Linked DNA regions of Homo sapiens: region 2 is linked to region 1. Evidence: read pairs that join two places in POLR2A ChIA-PET (ENCODE). Cell type or tissue: HepG2. All regions are shown on one strand. Links, peaks and the distances in the headings refer to the core of each region. The heading gives the core; the rest is flanking DNA.

What was found. ChIA-PET counts read pairs that join two places held together with the same protein. Peaks named below come from ENCODE experiments on the same cell type or tissue, not always from the same donor. Only the 100,000 strongest peaks of a DNase experiment are listed, where the experiment ranks them.
Region 2: POLR2A ChIA-PET joins it to region 1 with 15 read pairs; 4 of 35 experiments call an interaction of 5 or more read pairs at or near these places.

The regions. Positions count from the first base shown.
Region 1 is chr3:115,787,633-115,796,348 of GRCh38, forward strand. It overlaps LOC124909412 (a long non-coding RNA gene), which reads right to left and starts at 4,871. Exons shown (of 2, transcript XR_007096012.1): 1 at 4,668-4,871; 2 at 1,002-1,231. LOC124906269 (a long non-coding RNA gene) reads left to right here and starts at 3,469. Exons shown (of 3, transcript XR_007096010.1): 1 at 3,469-3,526. RefSeq lists enhancers at 5,476-6,001, 6,002-6,527, 6,528-7,052, 7,214-7,715, 7,855-8,716. In HepG2, for the core only: no CTCF peak of the experiment used is centred there; DNase peaks (open chromatin) are centred at 1,499, 3,329, 3,769 and 4,919; H3K4me3 peaks cover 2,683 bases.
Region 2 is chr3:115,838,816-115,847,531 of GRCh38, forward strand. It overlaps LSAMP (limbic system associated membrane protein), which reads right to left. Exons shown (of 7, transcript NM_002338.5): 5 at 3,643-3,763; 6 at 3,030-3,178. All of the region lies in intron 1 of LOC124906269 (a long non-coding RNA gene), which reads left to right. It overlaps LOC124909413 (a long non-coding RNA gene), which reads left to right and starts at 3,757. Exons shown (of 2, transcript XR_007096013.1): 1 at 3,757-4,304; 2 at 8,017-8,716. In HepG2, for the core only: no CTCF peak of the experiment used is centred there; a DNase peak (open chromatin) is centred at 4,636.

The DNA of each region.
Region 1 (8,716 bases), core at 547-8,546:
TGTGTGATCTTGAGTCAGAAAGTTAATTTTCTGAGTCTCAATTGGCCTTGCCTGTGAAACACGAGCTGTTAGTGTTTTGCCATGATTATTAATTATGATTACATGTAATTGTTAGTATTCGGTTGCCTAAGATAGCTGTATGAAGAAGTTCTGTGAAATGATATGTACTGCTTCGTTGCATAGCATTTTTATAATCTTCTGACTGGCAACTTTTCTTAGTGTTTGGGAGCTAATGTAGTGTTTAAGAGCAATGTCTGTAAAGGCAGACAGATCTGAGTTTGAATTTCAGTCCATTTACTTCTTGTCTTAGCCAATTTTGTTAATGAACAGACATTTTTTGGCTTATGGTTGTGAAGGCTGGGAAGTCCAAGACTGAGGAGCTGCACCTGGCAAGGGCCTTCTTGCTGCATCATCCTCCTTTTATAACCAACCCTCTCCATGAAAACTGCACTAATCCATTCACCCTCATGACCTAATCACTTCTCATTAGGCCCCACCTCCCAACACTGTTACTTTGGGGATTAAGTTTCCAACACGTGCCTTTGGGGGAATAGATTCGAACCATAGCACTTCCTAGAGTAATTAATTTTAAAAGATCCATTTTCTTTTATGTAAAATAGGACTAATAATATAAACAACAAACAGAATTCATATGAAGATTAAGGAAAATAATACATATAAAATGAGAGGGCTTGGGCCCTGCACGGTGGCTCACACCTGTAATCTCAGCACTTTGGGAGGCCAAGGCAGGTGGATCACCTGAGGTCAGGAGTTCGAGACCAGCCTGACCAACATGGCAAAACACCGTCTGTACTAAAAATACAAAATTAGCCAGGCGTGGTGGCACATGCCTGTAATCCCAGCTGCTCGGGAGGCTGTGGCAGGAGAATTGCTTGAATCAGGGAGGTGGAGATTGCAGAGAGCTGAGATCATGCCATTGCACTCCAGCATGGGTGACAGAGCGAAACTCCATAAAAAAAAAAAATGTAAGGGCTTGAAAATAGTTTATCATCATCATTAATTTATTTCTGTAAACTCTTCCCCTTTCCTCTTTCCTCTTAGCATAATTGAACTTCCACATGGAGGTCTGTTCTACTCCTGATTCGAGTTTTGTAAATAATCTTTGTGGTATTCTTTTGTGCCAATGACAGCAGTTTATTCTTCAGTTGATCTTTTTGCCTCTTCTTCTTTTCCCCCAGCCAGCTTTCAATGGTTATAGAGCTTTAGCCTTCTGTGAAGATAGAAAAAGCATTCATATACTTTCCTTTGCAGATCTATCATCTCCTTTCCATTAAAGCAATCCCTTGATATACCACATACTCGAGTCTTAGTCATTTCTTTCAATATGCAATGCTGACTTGTTGGCATAATTTCATCTCACTTACACATTTTCAAACACATTCTTCTCAACCTGAAGTCTGAGTAAGCTGGTAGCAATGAAGACAAAAACAGTATTCACCTTCAATCACCATAGTGTCCCAGCCCCTAGCTCAGTGCCAGCCAAATAATAAGAACCCACAAATATTTGGGTAATGAATGAGTAAATGGGCTGTGTGTTGACAAGAGAGTAGCTGAAACGCTAAACTCATTTGTTTTTTAGTGACAGTTACTAAGTGGGGAGAATTCCAGGGGGAATAATGATGGAGGACAGTGTGGAGTCTAAAGCCAATGTGTGTGTGTGTGTGTGTGCGTGTTTGCGTGCATGTGTGTGTGAGAGAGAGAGAGAGATGTTCAGAGATTAGCAGGAAGTACAGTTCAGAATCAAATAGCTTAAAGGAAAAGGAGGGATTGGGACATCACCCATGGTAAAGGGTTCTGAGAAGCTACCCTATTGATTCATAGAGGGTGTTCAGAGTCCCGTGTTTTAGTGACCCCAGTTCCACCTAGACCCAGCTCCAGGCATAATATGTTTGACAAAATGGCAGGACAGTGAAAGGGTCATTAAAGTACTTTATTTGTATCATGAAAAGATTGACTTATAAATCTTCATTAAATATTTGCCTTCCTAGCCAGACATAAGCTCCATAAAGACAGGCGCTGGCCCTCAGGGAGCAAGTGAACTGGCATGGTGCCTGGCGCCCAGCAGTTCCTTCATGAAGATTTCAGAATGACCAAGTGAGTTGAATGCACAGCCCAGGCATCTGTGTTTTCACACCTCTCCAGGGTCTGTTCCATTATTCACGTAGAAAAACCTGTTAACTATTGTGAAGCAGCCTTGTATCTGTAGCTGCCACACACTTCTCAATGACCTTCCCTTTCCAAGTTGAGTTTTGCACCATGTCAACAAGTGGCAGCTTTCTAGCATCAAATTGTTTGTCCAGGGTTATCAGCATTACTTTCTTTTCTTGTCCTCACTACAATACACATGCCCATCTCAAATCAGTTCCATTGTTACTTAGGTAATAGTATTGTAGGGTGTCTTTACTTCAGAAAGAATGATATATTTAGCAAATGTTACAGATATAGGAGGTTTTAAGTGGGACTAAATGCAGCAATTAATGCTAATGAGTCTGCTGTTAGCATGTAATATTCTTGGTGTTATAATCATGCATCACTGAATGCGAAGCCTCAGTTTGTGCAACAGATGCCGATCTTAATGGCTATATTCTCTTCCCATGGATAAGCTAGCTTTAGTTAAATGAATCATTAAGAATAACCATTTAAAATGTTAATGAAAACAGTGATTATAACCACCAAGATTTTTTTTTTAACTTCTGGCTCTATTACTTTTTATTTTCGAAAGGACTTTGGGAAGGTAAGAAACTTATTGCCTGTGTATGTTGTTTTAAACAGAGAAGGCCGATACAGTTTCTGTTCACAGCAGCCCTGAGGCCGCATGCCTGTATTATTAACACCAACCGTACTTGGAGACTAACTCTCTTTTGTTCTCATTTGTCATTTCTTTTAAATATTCATTTAGGGTATAAGACAGAATTGGGTAAGTAGGATCCTTGACAGTCCAACTAGTTGGTAAACAAATATTTTGTCTTCCTGAAAGTATCATTATACTATCGCAAATTAAGACTGAAAAGGAAAAAAATACCAGGATGTTGATATTTAAGAATAAATACTTTATCTTTTCAGAACAACAATAAGAAGGCTGGTTTAGGCTTTATCGCTGGAAAATGGAGTTTGTGAAACAAAGAAGTAATAGATGCATAGCAAGAGCTCAGTGTCCTTCCACATTGTGTCACCGGTTGTACCCTGAGACAGATTCTCCAAGTCTTAGAACATGGATATGCAGTGAGAGTGAGGTTTACGTAGAAAAGTCTTTGTGTCTTGGGAGTGCCATGTGTATTGAATGTCTATGACTCATGTCTCCCCTTGACTCACTTCTTGGCTGGGCTACATGACTCATCAGGCCTGGTAGGTTCAGGGCAGTGTAGCTGGTGGGGAAGGGCTAAGTGAAGAGGGGCTGTCTAGACCTGGGGAGCATGGTTATAATGAGCTTTTTCAAACGTACAACTCAACTCTCTTGCACCTAGGAAGTATCTTCATCCAGAAGGAGTTCTCAGTCCTTTTTCTGGTGAGTTGTCTTGATTCTGGAAAATATGTTTGTTTTTCTTTGAGAATTGGCCCAAATATTAATATATCTGGGTAAATCAATGCTGCTTGAAGGCTCTGTAATCTCATGATTGTTAATATAGAGCCTGGGGTTTATATATTAAGAATAGTAAGTGCAGGTTGAGTTAATTGTCTAAGAGACAGAAAATAGGAATGTTCATAGTCCAAGGACTTAAAGTCCAAGTGAGAGGTGACAGCGTGCTGTCAGTCCTCACAGCCCTCGCTCGCTCTCTGCTCCTCCTCTGCCCGGGCTCCCACTTTGGCAGCACTTGTGGAGCCCTTCAGCCCATGCTGCACTGTGGGAGCCCCTTTCTGGGCTGGCCAAGGCCGGAGCCGGCTCCCTCTGCTTGCAGGGAGGTGTGGAGGGAGAGGCGCGAGCTGGAACCCCGGCTGCGCCCGGCGCTTGCGGGCCAGCTGGAGTTCCGGGTGGGCGTGGGCTTGGCGGACCCCGCACTCGGAGCAGCCGGCCGGCCCTGCCAGCCCCGGGAAATGAGGGGCTTAGCACCCGGGCCAGCAGTTGCGGAGGGTGTACTGGGTCCCCCAGCAGTGCCAGCCCACCGGCGCTGCGCTCGATTTCTCGCCGGGCCTTAGCTGCCTTCCCGCGGGGCAGGTCTCTGGACCTGCAGCCCGCCATGCCTGAGCCTCCCACCCCCTCCGTGGGCTCCTGTGCGTCCCGAGCCTCCCCGATGAGCGCCGCCCCCTGCTCCAAGGTGCCCCAGTCCCATCTTTTTGCTTTTATGAGCTGTAACACCGCGAAGGTCTGCAGCTTCACTGCTGAAGCCAGCGAGACCACGAGCCCACCGGGAGGAACGAACAACTCCAGACGCGCCACCTTAAGAGCTGTAACACTCACTCGAAGGTCTGCAACACTCACTCGAAGGTCTGCAGCTTCACTCCCGAAGCCAGCGAGACCACGAGCCCACCGGGAGGAAGGAACAACTCCAGACGCGCCGCCTTAAGAGCTGTAACACTCACCGCGAAGGTCTGCAGCTTCACTCCTGAGCCAGCGAGACCACGAACCCACCAGAAAGAAACTCAGAACACATCCGAACATCAGAAGAAACAAACTCCAGACGCACCACCTTAAGAGCTGTAACACTCACCCGTGAGTGTCCCAGGCTTCATTCTTGAAGTCAGTGAGACCAAGAACCCACCAATTCCGGACACACAAGGGTTAATACAATAAAGATTTCTGAATGAGGTCTGTGGTTGCAGCAGCTGAGGTAGTGCTATAGCACTTATTTTTCAGTGACAATTGCCTGGAAGCTTCTGATGACTCTTACTTAGGGCTGCCCAGGGTTGGAACTGCACTATTTCTCTTAACCTGACCTGCATCCTCTCCCACTTCCTGAGTTTCTGATCAAAGTCCATCTCTGATGTTTGTTCTGACTAGTAGAAACATCTCTTTTGGGCAGGCAGAAACTGAGACAGAGGTTTTTTGTTTGTCTGTTTTTGAAATAGGGGGTCTTTGCTGTAAGATTAATTCCTAATTTGACCTAGGAAACCAGGCAGGGGCAGGGTGAGCAGGTAAAACGATAAAGATAGTAAGTAAAGATAACAAGGCTAAGTCAAATTTGTATACTTCCTGTGATGGTTAATACTGAGTGTCAACTTGATTGGATTGAAAGATACAGAATATTGATCTGGGTGTGTCTGTGAGGGTGTTGCCAAAGGAGATTAACATGTGAGTCAGTGGGCTGGGAAAGGCAGACCCACCCTTTATCTGAGTGGGCACAATCTAATCAGCTACCAGTGCAGCTAGAATATAAGCAGGCAGAAAAATGTGAAAAGAGAGACTGGCCTAGCCTCCCAGCCTACCTCTTTCTCTCATGCTGGATGCTTCCTGACCTTGAACATCAGACTCCAAGTTCTTCAGTTTTGGAACTTGGACTGGCTCTCCTTGCTCCTCAGCCTGCAGTTGGCCTGTTGTGGGACCTTGTGATCGTGTGAGTTAATAATAACCTTCCTTGTTTTAAAAGCACGTGGCAAATCAGCAGCACCTTACATTCTCTGGTAGCACCTGAGAATGGTTGGGTTTGTAAAAGGTGAGTTAGAAGATGTCCCTCAATGAACGTTCTCAGACACAGTCCCCAGTGCTCACCATAGATCCTCAACAGTTTGAAATCCATTGACCAGGACATAGCTTTGACTGATAAAAGGATATCCCAATTGGCCAGTAGCCAGTCTGGAGAAGAGTAGAGAATAATTTAAAAAGGAAAGTGAAGAGAAATTCATTTCCTCTTCATAGCAACAACCAGTAAGACTTCAGTCTTGGGCTTATAGGTTTCATGCGCGTCCGTGTGAAGAGACCACCAAACAGGCTTTGTGTGAGCAACATGGCTGTTTATTTCACCTGGGTGCAGGCGGGCTGAGTCCGAAAAGAGAGTCAGCGAAGGGAGATAAGGGTGGGGCCGTTTTATAGGATTTGGGTAGGTAAAGGAAAATTACAGTCAAAGGGGGTTTGTTTTCTGGTGGGCATGAGTGGGGGTCGCAAGGTGCTCAGTGGGGGTGTTTTTGAGCCAGGATGAGCCAGGAAAAGGACTTTCACAAGGTAATGTCATCACTTAAGGCAAGGACCAGCCATTTACACTTCTTTTGTGGTGGAATGTCATCAGTTAAGGTGGGGCAGAGCATATTCACTTCTTTTGTGATTCTTCAGTTACTTCAGGCCATCTGGGCCTATACGTGCAAGTCACAGGGGATGCGATGGTTTGGCTTGGGCTCAGAGGCCTGACATTCCTGCCTTCTTATATTAATAAGAAAAATAATACAAAATAGTGTTGAAGTGTTGGGGCAGCGAAATTTTTTGGGGGGTGGTATGGAGAGAGAATGGGCGATGTTTCTCAGGGCTGCTTCGAGCGGGATTAGGGGTGGCGTGGGAACCTAGAGTGGGAGAGATTAAGCTGAAGGGAGGTCTTGTGGTAAGGGGTGGTATTGTGGGGATGTTAGAAGAAACATTTGTCGTATAGAATGATTGGTGATGGCCTGGATACGGTTTTGGATGAATTGAGAAACTAAATGGAATAACAGAAGGAAAAAAGCAGGTATAAAAGGTCTAAGAATTGGGACGACTCAGGATATCTGATTAGAGAGTGCCTAAGGAGATTCAGCATAGTCCTGCCAGCAAAGATTATTTATTTACTTCAAGAGTTAAGAGTGGCAGTTTGGGGATAGCACCAGGAGATATCAGCTGTGATGGCTTGGAAAAACAGTGTAAACCAGCAGTGTAAACAAGAGCAGGGCATGTATGAGTAGTTGAGAACGGTGAATAGGAGTATGACTAGACAGAAGATAGTAGGGATGACAAGTTTTTTTGGGGCACAGTCTAAGTTGGTCTGGTGTCTGGAATGAGACTGGGGCCTAATAAAAAGGAGCATCTATACGGGAGCTTAAATGGGCTGTACCTTGTAGCATTCCGAGGACAGGCCTGAATTCTGAGAAGGGAAAGTGGTAAAAGTATTGTCCAGTCCTTTTTAAGTTGGTGGCTGAGCTTGGTGAGGTGTATTTTTAAAAGACCTTTAGTCCGTTCTGCTTTTCTTGAAGACGGAGGACCGTAAGGGATATAAAGGTTTCACTGAATACTAACAGCCTGAAAACCTGCTTGGCTGATTTGACTAATAAAGGCTGGTCTGTTATCAGACTTTATAGAGGTGGGAAGGCTAAACTGAGGAATTATGTCTGACAGAAGGGAATAAATGACTGCGGTGGCCTTCTCAGACCCTGTAGGAAAGGCCTTTACTTATTCAGTGAAAGTGTTTATTTAGACTAAGAGGTATTTTAGTTTCCTGACTCGGGCATGTTGAGTAAAGCTAATTTGCCAGTCCTAGGTGGGGGCAAATCCTCGAGCTTGATGTGTAAGGAAGGGAGGGGGCTTGAGTAATCCCTGAGGATTAGTAGAACAGCAGGTGGAACACTGAGAAGTTATTTCCTTGAGGTTAGATTTCCATGATGGAAAGGAAATGAGAGGTTCTAAGAGGCGGGCTAGTGGCTTGTACTATAGCATAACCTGCCTTTGCTGGTGTGTGGCGATTAGGCCTGGTGGAACCACCATCAATAAATCAAGCGTGATCAGGGTGAGGAACAGGAAAGAAGGAAATTTGGGGAAATGGGGTGAATGTCAGGTGGATCAGAGAGATACAGTCATGGGGGTCAGGTGTGGTATCAGGAATAATGTGGGAGGCCAGATTGAAGTCCGGGCCAGGAACAATGTTAATTGTGGGAGACTCAACAAAGAGTGAGTGTAGCTGAAGGATCCGGGAAGCAGAAAGTATATGCGTCAGGTATGAGGAAGAAATTAGATTTTGGAAGTTATGAGAACTGTAGAGAGTGAGTTGAGCATAGTTTGTGATTTTGAGGGCCTCTAAAAGTATTAAAGCAGCGGCAGCCGCTGCACACAGACATGAGGCCTAGGCTAAAACAGTAAGGTCAAGTTGTTTGGACAGAAAGGCTACAGGGTGCGGTCCTGGCTCTTGTGTAAGAATTCTGACCACACTAACCATGGCTAGGAAGGAAAGGAGTTGTTTTGTAGAAGGTGCTGGGGTTTGAGAGATCAGTTGGACACGATTGGCAGGGAGAGCACGTGTGTTTTTATGAGAATTATGCCGAGATAGGTAACAGATGAGGAAGAAATTTGGGCTTGATTGAAGTAATGGGGGCTGTCTGTGAAGCTTTGCGGCAGTACAGCCTAGGTAATTTGCTGAGCCTGATGGGTGTCAGGGTCAGTCCAAGTGAAAGCGAAGAGAGGCTGGGATTAAGGGTGCAAAGGAATAGTAAAGAAAGCATGTTTGAGATCCAGAACAGAATAATGGGTTGTAGAGGCAGGTATTGAGGATAGGAGAGTATATGGGTTTGGCAGCATGGGGTGGATAGGCAAAACAATTTGGCTGATAAGGCGCAGATCCTGAACTAACTTGTAAGGCTTGTCTGGTTTTAGGACAGGTAAAATGGGGGAATTGTAAGGAGAGTTTATAGGGTTTAAAAGGCCATGCTATAGCAGGTGAGTGATAACAGGCTTTAATCTTTTTAAAGCGTGCTGCGGGATGGGATATTGGCGTTGAGTGGGGTAAGGGTGATTAGGTTTTAATGAGATGGTAAGGGGTGCATGATGGGTCGCCAAGGAGGGAGTAGAGGTATCTTATACTTGTGGGTTAAG
Region 2 (8,716 bases), core at 190-8,189, 51 kb after region 1:
TGCAAGTTTACACTGTGTGAAAAGTCAGCTCATCACTGTGGTGGATACGGCTGAAAATGCGCTGACACACCAATGAAGATGAATAATCGCCAACTCTTCAGGGGCTCTGGCTCTGGGTCTCTACCTGCTGCTGCCGCTGGCTGGCAGAGGCTCACGAGCTGCCTGTTCTTCTCTGGATTGGCTTGGTCAGCAGAGCACCCCGCTGCCCACACAGTGCTTCCGTCAGGGCCGTGGCCACAGACACCTGCCCCCAAGCATTTCTCCCCTCCTGACTCTGTTCTGTGGAAAATTACCTCTGCTGACACTTGCACAGTGTCTTCCTTTTCCAATTAATCCCATTTATTTGAATGTAAGTAATAGACAATTGACCCACACGTGTACTGTTATCTTTTCCCTCCTTCCCTCCCTCCCTCCCTTCCTTCTTTCCTTCCTTCCTTCCTTCTTTCTTTCCTTCCTTCCTTCCTTCCTTCCTTCCTTCCTTCCTTCCTTCCTTCCTTCCTTCCTTTTTTCCTTGCTTTTATCTCCCTCCCTCTCTTTTCCTTTCTTTTCTTTTAGAACTCTGTGAAATATAAAGTTCTAGCTATGCAGGTTGTAACAATAGACCTCCCAAAACTAACTGGTGGTGGGTGGGTGGATGGGTGGAGGGAGTGTCATTCCTGCTACAACAGAAGGAGAGCTTCTCCCCCAAAATGTTTGTTCTTAGGCCTTGGATCTAAGAAATAGTGCAATAGATTCACCAATATTCTGCAATTTGAATAGTTCCTTTTTGCCTCAAAGCTTAATGATCTTTCATATTCTATTTTTTCAGTAAGTGTTATACCTCCTAACTTTCCCATAAAAGTGGGACATCTATTCTAAACCAAATGCTGATGCATGTGGTGCCTCTGCATGCTGCCAAAGACACAACTATGGTAGTGCCTATGTGGGACCACCAGGAAGTACATCATTAATCACTGCACCACACAATCCTCAAATGTATAATGGAGGGTGACTTCTACTAAATCATAAAGGGCAGTGTGATAGGATACACTTGTCTGATCATTCCCTGATTCTCAGTATACAAACAGAAGCTCTGTAAGATTCTTGACATTTCTCAATTTTTCTGGGTTAAGTCCTTTAAATGGACTTCTGTTATAGGGCATTGGTATTGTAGGGCGTGATGTTACCTTCCATGACCACGAGCAGTATCTCATTGCCTTTGACCAACTCTATGCTCACTTTCCCTTCTCCCTCAAGTATTCCATCCTTCTAACCTCTTTCTTTTTCCTCTCTCTCAGGCTATAGATGATATTTTATTTATTATTTGAAATATATCATTAGCATAGTTCTTAGTCTAGGTTAAATAGAAAGAAAATATACTTTAATGCAAATATGTAATTGCTTGCTTTCTGTAACTCATCCAATTGTTCTATCTTCTCTTTACTAATCTCTATACAACCTTCTTTTTAAGTTTTTAAGTGAATGTTGTTCTGCTTAACCAGGTCAACTCAGATTTGGTAAATCTTAAATTCCCAGTTGAGGCTGGTTCCCCCCGCACCCCCCCTCTCCCGCTGCCATTTATGGAATCCTTAATGTTAGGAATGAATCAAGTAACTACAGTTCTTAAGAAGTATATTCTCAAGCGTCTTAGGGATATTGATGTCTCTAGTTGAGGCAAAGAATACTTATGTTTGGTCTTTGGAGACAAGTAAACATGTTGTGAATTTTAAACTTCATATGGAGGCAGCATTTGTATAACTGTATCTCATCAAACTGTCACAGACTGAAGTCAATGAGAGTTACAAATGAGAAACTAAAGGCCGAAGTTAGAGTCATTTGTGGTTGTTTTTATAAACGGAGTTGGATCTTAAAGAGTTTTAAAATGGCTTTAACACTACATTTCAAGAGAACTCTCACTTAAATTGATTTTTTTTCTAAAAATATTTTTTTCTTGAAGGCTCATCTAAATGGAATATAGCAAGATAGAAACATTTCTTCTGGTCATAGTATTTCCAGTTTTTCCAATAGAATCTGTGCAGAAAAAAAAAACTTAGTGGTTTGTTATTCCAAAATAATAACAGTACTTTTTTTAGACTTTTCCCTTTAGTCCAAATGAACTTTCTGATTCAGCATGGGCTAACTTTTCGGTTTGTTTTGCTTATTCTGACAAATGTGTCTCTATTCCAGATGTTATCATTTTCCTGTGACTCCATTTAGCATCCTTCTGTTTCTCAGAGGGCATCGGCATCTGCTTCTGTGCTCATAGTCACCTGCCCAACAAGGCAGGGTGTTAGAGACTTGACTCTAACTTGCTGCTAAAGAGCAGGACTCCAAGATGGGGTCTCCTATTAACATCAGTGTCTTTAGAATGACCATTCTCCCCTTGTTCTACTTTCAGGATCTTCTCTGGTCTTCAGAAATGTTCCTCTTTCCTACCATTCCATCTCTGTTCCAAAAATATATCAGAAAAGTAATGTCTCTTACTGTCATACAGAAAGCTTTCTGCAACCATTTTTCCTCCTTTAGATTTTACATTATGTTTTTATCATTTATTCCACCCTTCCTCTTGTGTTGTTAAAAATATACTTTCTTTTTCCAGCCTCTCCCTTCTCTCAGCACCTTATCTATTCTCACTGAATATTTCTTCCTCAATCACTCTTATCACTGCCTTCAAAACAAAAAACAAAAAACACTGTTATCCATTTCCAGGCTTTTACATCACCTCTGCTTCTTAAAGGACCACTGCCAAAGAGACTTGTGTTCTCTGCATATTATTTCATTTAACTAACCAGGAAAAAACAAAAAACAAAAACGAAGAAAAACAAACAACAAGGCAGTTATCAGAAGTAAGAAAGACTATAGAGAGAAGTTGTTCCATTTATAAATCTCTGCTATGCACAGGAGTTGAGAACCCTGTATTTTTGTTTCAGTGCATATATCCTTATTTGTTTTTAAGTGAACTTTTAATAGCTAAGGGAATGGTTTTCACGTTTTTCATGTGAAAAGTCAATTTAATTCCATCAAGTTGGGCCCTGCTTTGGCATACTTACTGAAAAGGACTAGGCTGGCATTGGTGACCCCCAGCTTGTTGGCAGCCACACAGGTGTAGTTGCCGTAGTGCTCCTCAGTGACGTTGGTCACCGTCAGGGAAGACTGGCCCTCCGTGCTCTTAATCTCAAGGCCATTGGCACTATTTATCCTAAGAGTTCAAAAACAGAAGAATAGAAAGGATCACTGGTGAAGATTTTAGCTTAGGAATTCTTTCCCCATCCTGACACTGGAGGAAAAGGAGAGAAAGGAAGTAGCTAGAGTTTGTTGTTCCATGCCCAATTCCTATTTTAACTGTGCAATGCCATATTATCAGAATCAATGTCCATCAACAGAGAAAACTAGGGAATGGGTTTGAGTTTCTGTTATAGGCAAGAAAGACATGCAGGTGAAAGCTACCCATTGAACCGTTTTTATATTTTACCTGACTGCTTTTGGGCTTCAGCTTAAGAGCTACAGGCCCCAAAGAATTTGATAAGAGATACTAAAAAGGAAGAGTGTGAGAATATAGTTCTACATAATTACAACTGGCTTGGCTTTGGCTTTGTTGTGGGGATTCTGGTGTCCCCAGGCCCATGCAGTGGAGTCATGGGGGATGGTAGGTTTGGCACATACCTAGTGTCATCCCGGTACCACTCAAAGTCAGGTGCAGGCACTGCCGAGGCCTCACATTTGAGTGAAGCTTGTCGTCCTGTGGTGGCTTCATTGCTCTTGGATTCTGTGATAGTGGGAGGATCTGTAGGAAGGACAGGCACACAAGTTTACATGAGGGTCGGGGTGCTTAGAATTTCTATTCAGGAAGGAATGAAGAAGGACAATCTGATTAGAGAGAGGCAGGAAGGGAGCCATCTTAAAGCTCCATTTGTATGAATTATGTGATCAGCTCAATGGGGTTGATCACCAAAAAAGTAAATAAAAATAAGAGATAATTAATGAAAACATAGACTTGGTTTACTTAAATGAGACACTTAGCAGGGTTTTATGGAAATGGAATCTAGAATTTCTTTATCCCTCCTCCAGTAGGTCATGGTATTACAATTACAGATTATAAATATTTGTATAGTTTTTTCTTTTTATAAATGAAGCAATGATACCAAAGGATTTAGGAATCTCAACATATAATTTGACCATTTTTCTTTTTCTTCTTGTCATTATAGTTTGAGATGGCCTTGAGGAGTCTGATGAAAATAATAGCCAGCTAAAGCCTTTCCAACCCAAGTTTGGTCTGATATTGTTGCAGGATTCAGAAACAAACAAACAAACAAAACTAGGATTAGGTGACTACCTTCTTTTATTTTATGTGTTCCCTTATCACCACAACCCAGGTAAATTTAGCTTTTATGTGTGGGGGTACGGTTTAAAGTCTATCCTGGTGCATAGAAGACTTACTGGTATATCAGCCTTCTATTCTCTCTGGCAGTTGGGCCCTTGATTTTTATGCCCAGGAATGGGCCTACAAAACTATCACAGGCTTGAAATCAGCTGGGAAACACATTTGACGCTCTAATTTTCCATGACTCATTCAAACATTCATATGAGGATGGAAAGAGTGTTTGCATGTCCACTTGACTTTGTTAGGATTATAGACTCAAGCTCCTGAACTGGATGATGCTGTGTTTGTGCAGGTTATGGGCCTTCAAGGAGAGAAGGCCTTTCCTGTCCAAAGGTTGTTTGCCAGAAAATGGCAACTTGGCTATGTACACATGGGGAAAACAGACCCAGACACTCTGTTTAGACTCTGTAGAGGAAAAAGCTCATTTAGGAAAATTAGTAAAGTGAACGTTAGTGGGTAAATTCATTTAAACCCTGCCCTTCAGCACCTGGTCTATATTCCTTGTTTCTGATATTTTTTTTTTGTATTAAAAAACTATTGCCTAAGTTTTCTACCTATAGAAGACTGCAATTCTCTGAGTTTAAAAGAATGTACGAGAAAGCATCTGATTTGTCTGCAATTTCCTTCCTGATTTTATCTTCCCATAAGCTTAGACATTTTTAAATCACTGTCAGAGTTACAGCACATTTGAATAAACACTTGTATGTAAACAGGCGTGCTAAATGGAGTTTTGTTGTTGTACTGCTGTTGGTATTGTTGTTTTGCTTTAGACTTACTGCCTTATTTCCGTATAAGCACTAAATGGGAAGATGCTGTCATAAAACGAACCCTGGATTGGAAACTAGGAGTCCTGGGACTTAGTTTGAGTTTGGCTGTTTGGACTTCTCATCATACGTTTTCTTTCTGGGCCTTGGTTTTATTACCTATAAAATGAGGGAATCCTATTTTAATGATTTATAGCATCCTTTCCAACTGTAAACTATCCCAATTCTAGTTAAAACTGCTCATTCTTTTCAAATGAGTGGTTGGCATAATTATGATCCAAGTGTATTTTCAAACCCTTAACTAATTTAACTCTTAAATTGCTAACTTTCCAAATTATAACTCATTTATCTATTCCATGGCTTAAGAACCAGGATTAGCAGTCAAGAAGAGGAAATTTGAGGTCTGATTTTGACTCTACTTCTAACCAGAGCTGTGGTCTGGGAAAACATCTGTACCAGTTTGAGCCTTTTTCTTTTTTATCTTTTTAAAAAAGAAGCTAGCTTCTAAAATTGGTTATATAGATCATTAGAGCACATCAGTTCAAAGGATAATGCAATAGTTGGTAATAGTGGTGCTGTGGGGGAGATATTAATAAAGGGATGGGACACAGAATAGAGGTTCTGGGCTTGGATTTAAAATTTGGCAGACATGAGCTCAAATCCAGGCTCTGTTCCTCATTGTCCTTCCTCGTTTGAGAGTTTAATACTTTGCCAATAGTCACATTGCTTCCATTTCCTTATCTATAAAATGTTGGGGCTGGGCATGATGGCTCATGCCTCTAATCCTAGCACTTTGGGAGGCCCAAGTGGGTGGATCACTTGAGGTCAGGAGTTTGAGACCAGCCTGGCCAACACAGCAAAACCCCATCTCTACTAAAATACAAAAAACTAGCCGGGTGTGGTGGTGTGTACCTGTAGTCCCAGCTACTCGGGAACCTGCGGCACAAGAATTGCCTGAACCCAGGAGATGGAGGTTGCAGTGAGCCGAGATCGAGCCACTGCACTCCAGCCTGGGCAACACAGCAAGACCCTGTCTCAAAAATAAAAAAATGTTGGAACCCAAGGCAGGGAAGTGCATTTGAAGGCTGAGAGATATTAGGCTTCAGAACTGATGAGACTAGAAATGGATTTCATAAGGGTGAGGAAAAGAAGGAGTGTTGAAAAGGTAACACTGTGATTTCTGGCTTGGGCATCTGGGTAATGCCATCCACTGAGATAAGATTCATAAGTAAAGAAGTAAGACGACCAGCAGTAGAATACTCAATAAATATTAGTTTCCAGTCCTCATTTCTTCTCACTGTATTGTGTTCTTAAGCTGCCAGTGACTCCATAATCTGTAGCACATTGGCCCATTGATGTTGGCTGAAGATAATTTTGCTTATGAATTTTGTTTGTTCAATTTCCCAATTTGTAAAATAAATTTTAACTACTGTTTGTGAGTTTCTGGAGCCACATGGTTATAACTGCCAAATAGTGACTATTTACCCTTGGTCCCCTACCACTTTGGGACCCGGGGAAGGAAATAAATGATTTTTCTGATTGAAAAATTTGGGAAGAAGAAACTGGGCCTGTTTGGCTCATATCTTTCCTTTCTTCCTTTTGGGACCAAGCTTCTGGCCGGTAGCAGAGGTTCTCCTCTTTTCTCCATGTCAGAAGGCTTATTTGGGCTCTCTCCTTTCTGCTTTCATGTGGGCAGGCCCGTCCCACCCCAGGGTTGCCATGCATGACTGGGGAGGTAAGTCGGCCACACTAAGCTACTATCTCTAGCCACCTTGATCTCTAAAAATGGGAACATTTAGGTCTCCCTGACCACTCTTTTCCTTACTTCTCAATTTGTTTGGAACCTGAATTACTAAGCAGCAAGCTATTTATTAGCCCCTCAGAGACCCCAGCATGGGGAAGCTGGCAGCAAACTAGGATTGAGCACTTACAAGTGCATTAATCTAGTCAGTTACAAAGACCAACTACTTGCTTCTCTCTTTGAAAACTTAGGAATTTTCTTGTACCAGGGTAAATATATGAATACTGATAAATATACAAAGAGCTCATTGTTTCTAATATTTTTCAAATGACACCATGGTGCAAGTTTATTTTTTCATGGCTTATTGAAATGAACATTTCAAAATTCATTTGTAATGAATTCTGCATAGGTGAGGCTAAGAAAGACTATTACAAATCATACTGCAGCATGCTTTGTGTAGTTAAAATAATAGATGTCCTTATTCAAAATATGGTTATAATAAAAATGTGGCATCATAAAAATGCTGCACAGAGAGGTCCATTGTTATTCTTTATGTGACTTTGGAATAGCTTACAATTGTCAAAGGACTCTTCCAGTTTATATTAATTCAAAATTCCACGTTCTGAAAATATTAATAGGGCCTTTCTTCTTCTGACATCACCAATAACAAGACTCTTTCAATCAGAATAAATAGGGTAACAAAACAGAGGACTAGGAAATAAAATATCATTCATTTAATCTTACTAATATTGGGAATATTAGTATAAAAGAATAATATTCTGAATAGAAAATTTAATGTATAGTCATTTACTGCATGTCGGCACTCTAATAGGTTTTAGATATCCTCTTTATCCAAATAATTAGCCCTAGGAAGTAAATATGATTAACCCCATTTTATGAAAGAGAAGACAAGTTTATAGAGGGTTAGTAAGTTGTCCAAATTCACATGGTCAGTACTTGACAGACCATGGATTTAACCCCAGGTTTATCATGCTCTGAAACTCATGCTCTGAACCTCTCTGCTCTGGTATGTCTATTTGAATGAATTCTTTTGGAGAACAATGAATTGCTAATAGGAAAAAATACCATTCAGGGGAGGGAGCATGCTGGTAGATGGAAAGGTAAATGTTGCATATTTCTATTATTTACAGGGTACAAACAATGGCACAACATGCGGCGACACAGTGGATATAAACCTGTATTAGGAATCAGGAAATGCAGACTCAATCTCTGCTATTGCCACTTGGATTGTTACCATGGGACACAATGCTCCCTTGCAGCCCCTCACCTAGGAATATAGACAATGATGCCTGCCTGTCTATCTCACAGGTTTGAAGTAAAGATCAAATGAAATCAGTAATATGAGAGCACTTTTAACGCCTAAAGTGATTGCACATATTATTTTATAGTATTATTATTCACTTGGTATCATGGATAAAGAAAGGACTTTGGAGTTAGACCTGGGTTTGAGTTCCAAGTCTACCACTCACCAAAGCTGTTTGATTTTGTGTCACAGCATGCTTACACTCACTGAGCTTTATTTTTGTCCTCTCTACGTGGGGATGATATAGTTGGTCTCCCATGGGTAGTGTGCAGTGGTATAAAAAGCAGCAGAGGCAGAGGATGTAGGCCATAAGAAACACATTGTCTGTATAGAATTTAGAAATGATAATAAAACTGATTTAGAATTGCTTTTTTGTAAGTTACCATGTGCCAGCAATATTAAACAATGTATATTAAATAATGCCAGTGATAAAGTAAATACTTCTCACTGGGGCAGACCAGGCCCAATACACCTTCCAATTTGGTTGGTGATATGGTTTGGCTGTGTTCCCACCCAAAATCTCATCT